Regions from separate parts of the Homo sapiens genome. Here region 2 is linked to region 1. Evidence: read pairs that join two places in POLR2A ChIA-PET (ENCODE). Cell type or tissue: HepG2. All regions are shown on one strand. Each heading gives the region's core, and the rest is flanking DNA. Links, peaks and the distances in the headings are about the cores only. Region 1 has its middle 7.9 kb from the start of PICSAR. Region 2 holds the start of LOC107987303 (a long non-coding RNA gene).

Region 1 (4,374 bases), core at 196-4,195:
GAAGAAGTTGCTTCTACTCCTGTTTGCCAAGAGTGTTTTGAGAATGCATGTTGGAATTTGTCAAATGCTTTTTCTGTGTCTATTGAGACAATCACATTGTTCTTCTTTCAGTTTGTTAATATGGTGACTTAAATTGATTTTTACGTGTTCAATCCTTAAGACAATCCTGATATATTGGGGAAAATTCTCCTTGGTTATGATGTATCATCTTTTTAATATGTTGTTGGGTTCAATTTAGTAAGCTTTTGTTTAGGACTTCTAAAGGGGGATGCTTGTTCCTATATTCTTCTCCTGTAATGTCTTTGGTTTTCATATCAAGATCATGCTGGCCTCCTGGAAGGACTTGAGAAAAATCCCTGCTTTTCAACTTTCTGGAAGAGCTTATGTAGAATTGCTATTAGCTCTTTCTTAAATGTTGGCTGGAGCTCCCCTGTGAAGCCGTCTAAGCCCGGGGTTATTTTGTATGTGAGAGGGGAAGATTTTTAACTACAGATTCAATTTGCTCATCAGCCTTCTGCTGCCTCTCAGGGGCCCTCTGTGCCTTTCCAGGGTTCTCGCTAGGTGCAGCTCCCCTCTCTCACCCTCTGCCCTGCAAGCTGTGGCTGCCTTGGTCTCCCCGACTCTCAGCGTCCTCAACTCAGGAGATCCCTGGCTCCACCTGCGTCACCTCCCAGCACTGTGACCTGGAAACTCTCTCCGGGAGGTCGGCCGGGCCCTCAGAGGGCTCATCGCGTCCGTGTCCCATTTCTCGGGTCACGGCTCCTTTTTGTCTGATGCCCATTGCCTTGAGGACCCTGGTTTCAATAGTCTTGTCTCTTATTTAGTTGTTTTGGGCAGATAAGTACATTCAGCCCCTGTCACTCCATCTTGTCTAGAAGTGGAAGTCTACTGTCTTTTATTTCTTTCACTAGAATAGTAATTTAATACATGTTTATTGTAGGAAATCTAGAAATACAAAGATACATGAAGAAAATGGTAGGAATCACTTATAGTCTCACCGACAGCTAACACGTTTAGTGTTCTCAACAGCACAATATTCTCCATCTCTGCTGAGACCCATCCCAGCAGAGGGGTGCCCGCACGGCGAGGCCGGCACAGGCCCGCGTGGGACCCACTGCCAACGCCGAAGCCAGGGTGTGACCTCTAGCTGCAGGGCCAAGGCACTGAGGGGCAGCCCCACTCACCCCTCCTTCCAACCTCTCCAGCAACAATCGGTGAGCCCCGACCCTGCCTGGAACCCTGGGGCCAGGTCGTCTGTCTGGACAGCGGCCTACAGGGAACGCACCAGAAGGTGTGGTGGGGTGGTGCCTCCCACCAAATCCACCAAAATTTGAGGAGCAGCCGCATCAAGCCCCTTTCATTGCACGTCTGAATCCCCACGCGTGGCGTTTCCTTAGAGGCAATTTCTGAAAAAGGGATTTCTGCTCAAAGTGTGTGAGCCTGTCAGGCTCTGCCCAGTATGCCAAGTCTGCAGGACCGCGTCACATTTGACCAGATAATTATTTGGGAACAGCACCCGCATGGAGCAGCCCCACAGAAGCTTCGAGCCCACACCTGGGTTCTGGCCCATTGTGTTCACGCCCCCCACACCCCGCCCGACCCCAGCTGCCGCAGGAGGGCCGGCTGATAGAGGTGGTGCAGACATTGGTCCTCACAGCCGGGCAGCCTTGAGGGGACCACACACCGCCCCGCCCAGGGCCTCCAGCACCTCGGCTCACTGCCCCGGTTCCAGCAGGAATGGGGGCCACACAACCCGAGAAACACAGACCACGCCACTGCCGAGCTGCACGAGCTTCAGCTGCAACAAATCGCCACAGAGCAGGCAGCTGCAACATCAGAAATGGACGTTCTCACAGCTCCAGGTCCAAAGTGGTTTCACTGGGCACAATAAAGGTGTAAGGTGTCTGCAGGACTCCTCGAGGCTCCTGCCGCCTCAGCCCCCGCGCTGCCCCCTTGGCCTCCCTCTCGTGGCCAGCAGAGCAGCACAGCGCTGGTGACACGTGGTCTGGTGGGGCAGACCTCCCCTGCTAAGAACACCAGAGGCGCCTCAGTCCCACCCGGATGATCCGAGATAATCCCCCGTCTCAGGGCCTCTCACTGAGTCCCCCCTGCAAACATTCCTGCCAGGTGAGGTCACTTTCCAGGGATTGGGGCCCGGACATTCCAGGGCCATCACTCAGCCCACCACACAGTGAAAGCACAGGATGCAGTGTCACAATCAGACCAAAGAACTGTTCCTTAGCTCCTCTTAGGGGCAGAATAGAGAGCACAGGGCTGAGGAGTGGCCCCCTCATGGTCCCCCTATCTCACCTGCCTCAGGTCACCTCCAGACCCTTTAACACCCAATGGTGACATTTCAGAGGCAAGGAACAGATGGACAGAAATCAGGGATTTGTGCCTGCAGGGAGTGGTGGGCGGGGTTCAGGGCTGAGCGAAGGAAGCTCCGGCAGACAGGTCCTGGCAGGAGGCTGCAGAGAGGAGGCGGCACCTGAGCCCGAAGGGAGCAGCTGGGGAAGAGGTGTCTGGATGGGACATGCCTGCCACTGACCCAAGTCTGTTCCTGTGGGTTACCCATTTCCCACGTAGACTTCTTAAGGATGGCAGCCTGGGCAATGCCCTTGTCTCTGTCCCCAACGCACACCTGGAACTGAGGGGGGAACGCATCTGTAGTGAAAGGAAGAGAAAGAGTAAAGCTGCAGCAACTCTTGGAGGGCTGAACCTGGGAGCCCAGGGAGGTGAAAGCAGATGGAGGCCCCAGTCCTGGGGAGGTGAAGGCAGGGGCAGAGGGGCCTTGATGGTGGTGGGGCGTGGTGGGGGCGTTGCAGAAACAGCAGCCAGGCTGGTGACTCTGGGGACTCCCCCTGCAGGGAGAGGGAGGCCCCGGCTAAAGGCCAAGGCTGCCCCGCACCCAGCGAGCTGTGCAAACAGCCAGCAGAAGGCCCACCGGCCCTCTGGGGACAGAGCTGAACTCACCCTGGGCTCTGCAGTACCACCAGGGGCAGCCTGCTGCTACAGGGCGGGCTCACACCTGGGGGAGCTGTGGGCAAGCAGGCCCTACCTTGGGGGCTGGCACTGCTGTGGGTCCCCTGGCTTTCACAGACCGACCACTCATGCCACCGGCACCAAGCGGACCTGGGACCTGCACGCCCTCGGCTCATCTGAGGGTGATACTGATGGGCTGTGCAAGGTCCCCAGACGCTGATGGGACCTCGATCCCAGCCAGTGTCAGGGCTCTTGACACCACCGCGAGAAGGAATTCAAGGACAAGTCCGAAAATAGTCAAAGTACAGAGATTTATTGCAAAGTGAAAAGTCTACACTCAAGAGGGGAGTTCGCGTGGACTCACAAGACAGTCGCGCAGTGAGGTTTGGGGCTGCTGCCTTTATGGGTTTTTTTTTAAACCAAGGGGCAGAGTCCAAGAAGATTCCTGGAAAAAGGTGGAGATTTCTCAGAACTGTGGTCCCACCAGTTTTTACTCCAAACATGGGTGTTCCCAGAACTGTCCTGGCACCCATGGGTGTGGGATTTAGGATTTTTTTTTTTTTTTTTTTGAGACAGAGTCTCACTCTGTTACCCAGGCTGGAATGCAGTGGTGCGATCTCAGCTCACAGCAACCTCTGTCTCACGGGTTCAAGCAATTCTCCTGCCTCAGCCTCCCGAGTAGCTGGGATTACAGGCATATGCCACCACACCCAGCTAATTTTTGTATTTTTGTAGAGACAGCGTTTCACCACGTTGGCCAGGCTGGTCTTGAACTCGTGACGTCAGGTGATCTGCCTGCCTCGGCCTCCCAAAGTGCTGGGATTACAGGCGTGAGCCACCACACCTGGCCTGGGATTTAGGATGTTAATGAGCGTATCATGAGGTCCTAGGTGAAACCCGGGTCAAATCCAGCACCGGGGTGGGTCCAGTTGGTCTTAGCCAGCTGGGCCCGCACTCTGGTTTTCAGGGTCTTACAGCCTGAAATCTATTTCAACAGTTCCCTTTGGCTGGTCCTGGAAAACTGCTGCCTGGAATTTTCTATCCTCTTGCAACCACCCTGTATGATTCCTGTCTCAGGGGATCTGAACTCCTGTTCCCAGGGGGAAGACAGCAGGAAGCCAATACACACACACACTGTGGGCAGAGAGAAACCAAGTGGCAGAGGGGAGAGAGACAAGAGGGGCCGCCCCCGCCGAGCAGGGCCTGGTTGGGGGAGGAGCCACTCGGGGCCCTGGGCGGAGACAGAAGGGGCAGCAGGTGCGAAGCTGGCAGGTTCAGCCCGGGCCAGGGGAGCCGAGAGAGGTGCGGCGAGGGGCAGGGAGGCAGGAAACAGTGTGCCAGGCCCCTGGGCCTTGAGAGGGGTTAGGGTTGAACTCTGAGTGCAACAAGAGG
Region 2 (4,374 bases), core at 147-4,146, 100 kb before region 1:
GAATTTGATACATGAATTTATCAAATATAGATATACATGTATCAAAATACATTTACATCAAAGTACATTTCCTCTTGGCCACCTTGTCCCTGCAAAGCCCCTGGATTCTGATAAGGGCTGTGTTTGGTGGGTCCCGTCACTGGCCCCAAACCTGCTGACTCTGCAGGAAAGCGTGCTGGCGATGCGGGGCCAGAAGCGCGCGTGTTTCTGCACTTGCTTACGTAGTTTTGTAAGTGAAAACCTTGTTCTTAAGAAAGACCTCCCTTGAAGTACTAAGAGACAAAGGGCTCCATGTCTACAACCTACTCGGAAATGGCTGAGAAAAAATACAAGTGTGTGTTCTGTGTGTGTTTCCAAACAGACCACACATCAGAACCTCAGGGGCCCCTTGAGGGGAGGGTGAGGCCAGGGTCTGGGGACCCCCTCAAAAAGAAAATGGAGTTGTTGGTCCTCTGGGTGCCACTGGCTTCAGGGGCAGGAAAGGGCCCTCACCCAGGAGCTGGGCAGGTGGGGAGGGGTCCAGGAGGCACTTACCAGCTTCTGGCACCAGGTGCAGCCGGGCCCCGACTCGATGCATTCCCGGCAGCTGCTGACCTTGAACTTCGTGCACTCCTGAGAGAGGACTGAGGGACGAGGCCGGCTGGTGAGTGGGTGCTCTGGGCCGCCCTGCCCACACCCAAGGGGGAGTAGAGCAGGAAGGTCAGAGGAGGCCCAAAAAGACAGGGAGGCAGCCTCCAGGAGGAGACCCCGCATTCGCCACCACCCCCAGGTGCAAAGAGGGGCCCTCGGGAAACAGCACAGCTACAGCCTCCTGGCACGTGCGGAGACGAGGCCTGAGTCCCCGACCTACCCCCAGTGGCAAGGTCCTTCCCCAGCCTCCCGGGAACTTCTGTCTATGGGAAAGTGAGGGCAGGCCCTGTTCTCCCTGATTGGAATGTCACGCGTGGAGTCCCCTCCGTGGAACACAGAACTCACCGCACCCGAGGGAGAGCAGCCCCACCAGGGCGAGCAGTGGGGGGCGCAGGCCCAGCATGTCCTGTGGAGGGAAGGGGTCTTGGTGACGGTCTCAGGCCCAACCCCTGGGGCTGACCACCCATGAAGCTCCCCTCCAGCTGGCCTGGGACAAGGAGCTGGGGCCCTGTCCCTGCTGCAGGGGGTGGGTTAGGGTCAGGCCAGCACAGCTGCACTGGGCCCAGCTGCCAACAGCCAGGGAGGGAGGGATCCCGGGCTCAGCAGTGCGGGCAGCACACCTGCTCAGCCAGGCACCCAGGACAGCTGCAGCGGGCCCCTGCAGAGGCACACAACACAGGCACACACACACATGCAGACGTGTACACACACCACACATGCACGTGTACGTGCATACAGATGTGTGCCTGACTGCATGTACACACCACGTGCATGCACACACCACACATATACATGCATCACACCACACATATGTACACACAGAGATGTATACACCCCTTACCCACACCATACTCCCCGCAAGACACTACACACCACACACAAATATACACATGCACACGTACACACACATACACACCACACAGACACACACACCACACGCACACACCATACACACGTGCAAATGTACACGCACACAAACACCAGAACCCCACACACCCGGTGTGTGCACTCTGCCCCAGTGTGCCCCAGGTCCTCCGTGAGCAGAGCCTGTGCTTGGAGGAGAGCTGGGCTTGGCCCTGTCTCTCTGTGGCAGAAACATAGCCAGGAAGAGAAAGCTGGCTGGATGCCCGCGGGTGCCAGGCTGTGTGCCAGGAAGAGAAAGCTGGCTTGATGCCCGCGGGTGCCAAGCTGTGTGCTAGGCCTGCCCAGGAGCCCTGCAGTCCCTGCCAGGTGGGAAAAAAAGTCACCTGACTTGCCCAAGCCACCAGTTGCCGGGGTCCTGCCCTTTTGTTTCCAGATACACACCCACCCCGTCCTTAACCCACGCATCCACAGCCAGGGGCGGCTCAGTGGTCACTCACAGGCCCTCGGCCCCAGAGGCAAAATGACGGAAGCAGGCCTCAGCCTGGTGCTGGAGGCCGGCAGCACCTCCTAGCGGGCAGCAGGGCCGTTCCACCCCTGGGTTCCCTTCCCTCCATCCGGGAGGTGCCCAAACCAGGCCTAGGTCGGCTCCTTGGGGGGTCTTAGGGCTTCCTAGGTGGGGTGGGCCCCTGGGTCTGACCTCCCAGGACCTGAGAACATTATAGCTGGCTGGGACCCTTTTATCTGGCACCAAGAAGGTGGAGAGGTACTGAGAAGGGGTACCCAGGAGCCTTCCTGTCATGGTGGGCAGGAAGACATTTCCGTTACCCTGGGGCTGTTGTCAGAAGCAAAGATCAACACACCTCCTCCAGCAAATGCCAGTTCCTGTCACGGCCTCCCAGGCTGCTGGGGCGTTCCTGCCCCACACCCTTCCCTCGGGTGGTGCTGGCAGGGCCACCCAAGGTTCAGTGGGCAGACCCAAGCCAGCAGAGCCCCAAACTAGGGCCTGCCGGCTTTGAAGACAGCGCTGGGTGCTGTGCTGTGGCCCGGGAGGCTCGGGTGCCCTCAGCCACAGGCCCTGGCTCCCCTCCATCCCCCGAAAGCCCTGCACCTGTGCTGGGGGCTCTGAGGCCAACGGAACACCCACCAGGGGCCCATCTGAGGATCCCACAGCTTAGACGCCCCAACAAGCCCCAAGGTCCTGTTGTTTTGGCAGTGACCTCATTCCCTGGTTCCCAGCAAAATTATAATCAGAATACAAAAATGTCAAAAGGGAACCCTTGATCCTTCCCGTCCTGGGGTCAAAAACAGAACCTGCACCCTGCTGTAACTTCCTGGAGGAGGTGGTTTTGGTTCACATTGGGCCCACCCTGTGTCTGAAAGCCCCCATATCTCTGATCGTTGGGGGTTGTGGTTCAGGCCGAGGCCAGTTCCAGCTCTCCATCTGGGCCCCCTCAAAGTCCTGCGCCTGGACTGACCTCGGTGCCACGAGTGCCCACCAGCCCCTCAGCTGATCGGAGGCCCTGTGCGTGCTGGAGCTACCCCAGGGTGCAGGGTCCAGCCAGCTTCAGGACTCCCCCAGGGTGCAGGGTCCAGCCGGCTTCAGGACTCCCCCAGGGTGCAGGGTCCAGCCGGCTTCAGGACTCCCCCAGGGTGCAGGGTCCAGCCGGCTTCAGGACTCCCCCAGGGTGCAGGGTCCAGCCGGCTTCAGGACTCCCCCAGGGTGCAGGGTCCAGCCGGCTTCAGGACTCCCCCAGGGTGCAGGGTCCAGCCGGCTTCAGGACTCCCCCAGGGTGCAGGGTCCAGCCGGCTTCAGGACTCCCCCAGGGTGCAGGGTCCAGCCGGCTTCAGGACTCCCCCAGGGTGCAGGGTCCAGCCGGCTTCAGGACTCCCCCAGGGTGCAGGGTCCAGCCGGCTTCAGGACTCCCCCAGGTCGCAGCTGCGCCAAGTGGGGAGGGGGTGCAGACCTCCCCTGGCAGCCCCAGCCAGGCTGGTAAGGACTCACACCCCAGCTCCACGCTCTCCCTGGGGCCGCAGACATGAGGTCTCCGCCCCTAACACAGTCGTGACCAGTGGCATGCAAACACTTCATACCCTCAAATGGGGAAACTGAGGGCCCCAGCAGCAGCAAGATATGGACCTGGTGCCCAGTTACCCCGGGCACTCCCACCTGCCCACAGGGAGAGGGGGTGCACCTTGATTCCAGCAGGATTGGCTCAGAGACCACGGCACCCCAACCTTGACCACAGGAAGGGGGCTGGTGGGGAGCCACCTTCTCCCCACTGTTGCTCCTCCATGAGCAGCCCTGGGGGGCTTGGAGCTGGGGGCACAAGAGAAGCCAGGCCCTGCCCCACCCCCCAATGCCAGTGGCTGAGCCCAGACAAACAGCTGGGGATGAAGGTCCGCTCCAGGAGGTAAGGCAGTGCACTGAGCCTGGCAGCCAGCCTCCCTTCTGTGGGAGAACAGGGCAGGGCAGCCCCTCTGCCCAGCAGCCAGGATGGCCCACGGAGGTCCAGGGCCTCACCTGAGGCCTGAGAGACCAAGACCCCATCAGGCCTATCTGCCTCAGTTTCCTCCATGTGCCTGGAGGTGGTCGAAGGGCCTGTGCCAGCTCCCTGGGGGATGGGAATGGGTAAGGCACAGATGTAGGGCAGCATTCGGGCAAACAGGTGCCTGGCCACTGTCACCTCTGGTGCCCTGAGGCTAAGCCGGCAGAGCTGCAGGGCAGGAGGGGAGGAAGAGCACAGACACCCCCCACCCCAGCCCCTGAGCTGGCCCCAGAGCTCTGGCCTGGAGCCTGATCACCCTGAGGCCCTCCCTGCTGCCCCACACTGGGGGCAGGTGCCCTCCTCATTCTCCAAGGCCCTCCCTGCTGCCCCACAC

The links. ChIA-PET counts read pairs that join two places held together with the same protein. Peaks named below come from ENCODE experiments on the same cell type or tissue, not always from the same donor. Only the 100,000 strongest peaks of a DNase experiment are listed, where the experiment ranks them.
Region 2: POLR2A ChIA-PET joins it to region 1 with 13 read pairs; 4 of 35 experiments call an interaction of 5 or more read pairs at or near these places.

The regions. Positions count from the first base shown.
Region 1 is chr21:45,010,399-45,014,772 of GRCh38, forward strand. No RefSeq gene overlaps it. Among named protein-coding and RNA genes, the nearest start is that of PICSAR, 7.9 kb to the left of the region's middle. RefSeq lists enhancers at 1,481-2,680, 1,566-2,551, 2,552-3,535 and a silencer at 2,316-2,610. In HepG2, for the core only: CTCF peaks have their summits at 1,988 (motif pointing left) and 2,996; DNase peaks (open chromatin) are centred at 2,123, 2,923 and 4,143; H3K4me3 peaks cover 1,269 bases.
Region 2 is chr21:44,909,750-44,914,123 of GRCh38, forward strand. It overlaps ITGB2 (integrin subunit beta 2), which reads right to left. Exons shown (of 16, transcript NM_000211.5): 2 at 976-1,036; 3 at 535-623. The coding sequence starts at 1,033. LOC107987303 (a long non-coding RNA gene) reads right to left here and starts at 525. Exons shown (of 2, transcript XR_001755083.2): 1 at 1-525. RefSeq lists enhancers at 2,623-2,672, 3,992-4,374. In HepG2, for the core only: a CTCF peak has its summit at 2,058 (motif pointing left); DNase peaks (open chromatin) are centred at 592, 2,032, 3,020 and 3,882; H3K4me3 peaks cover 1,995 bases.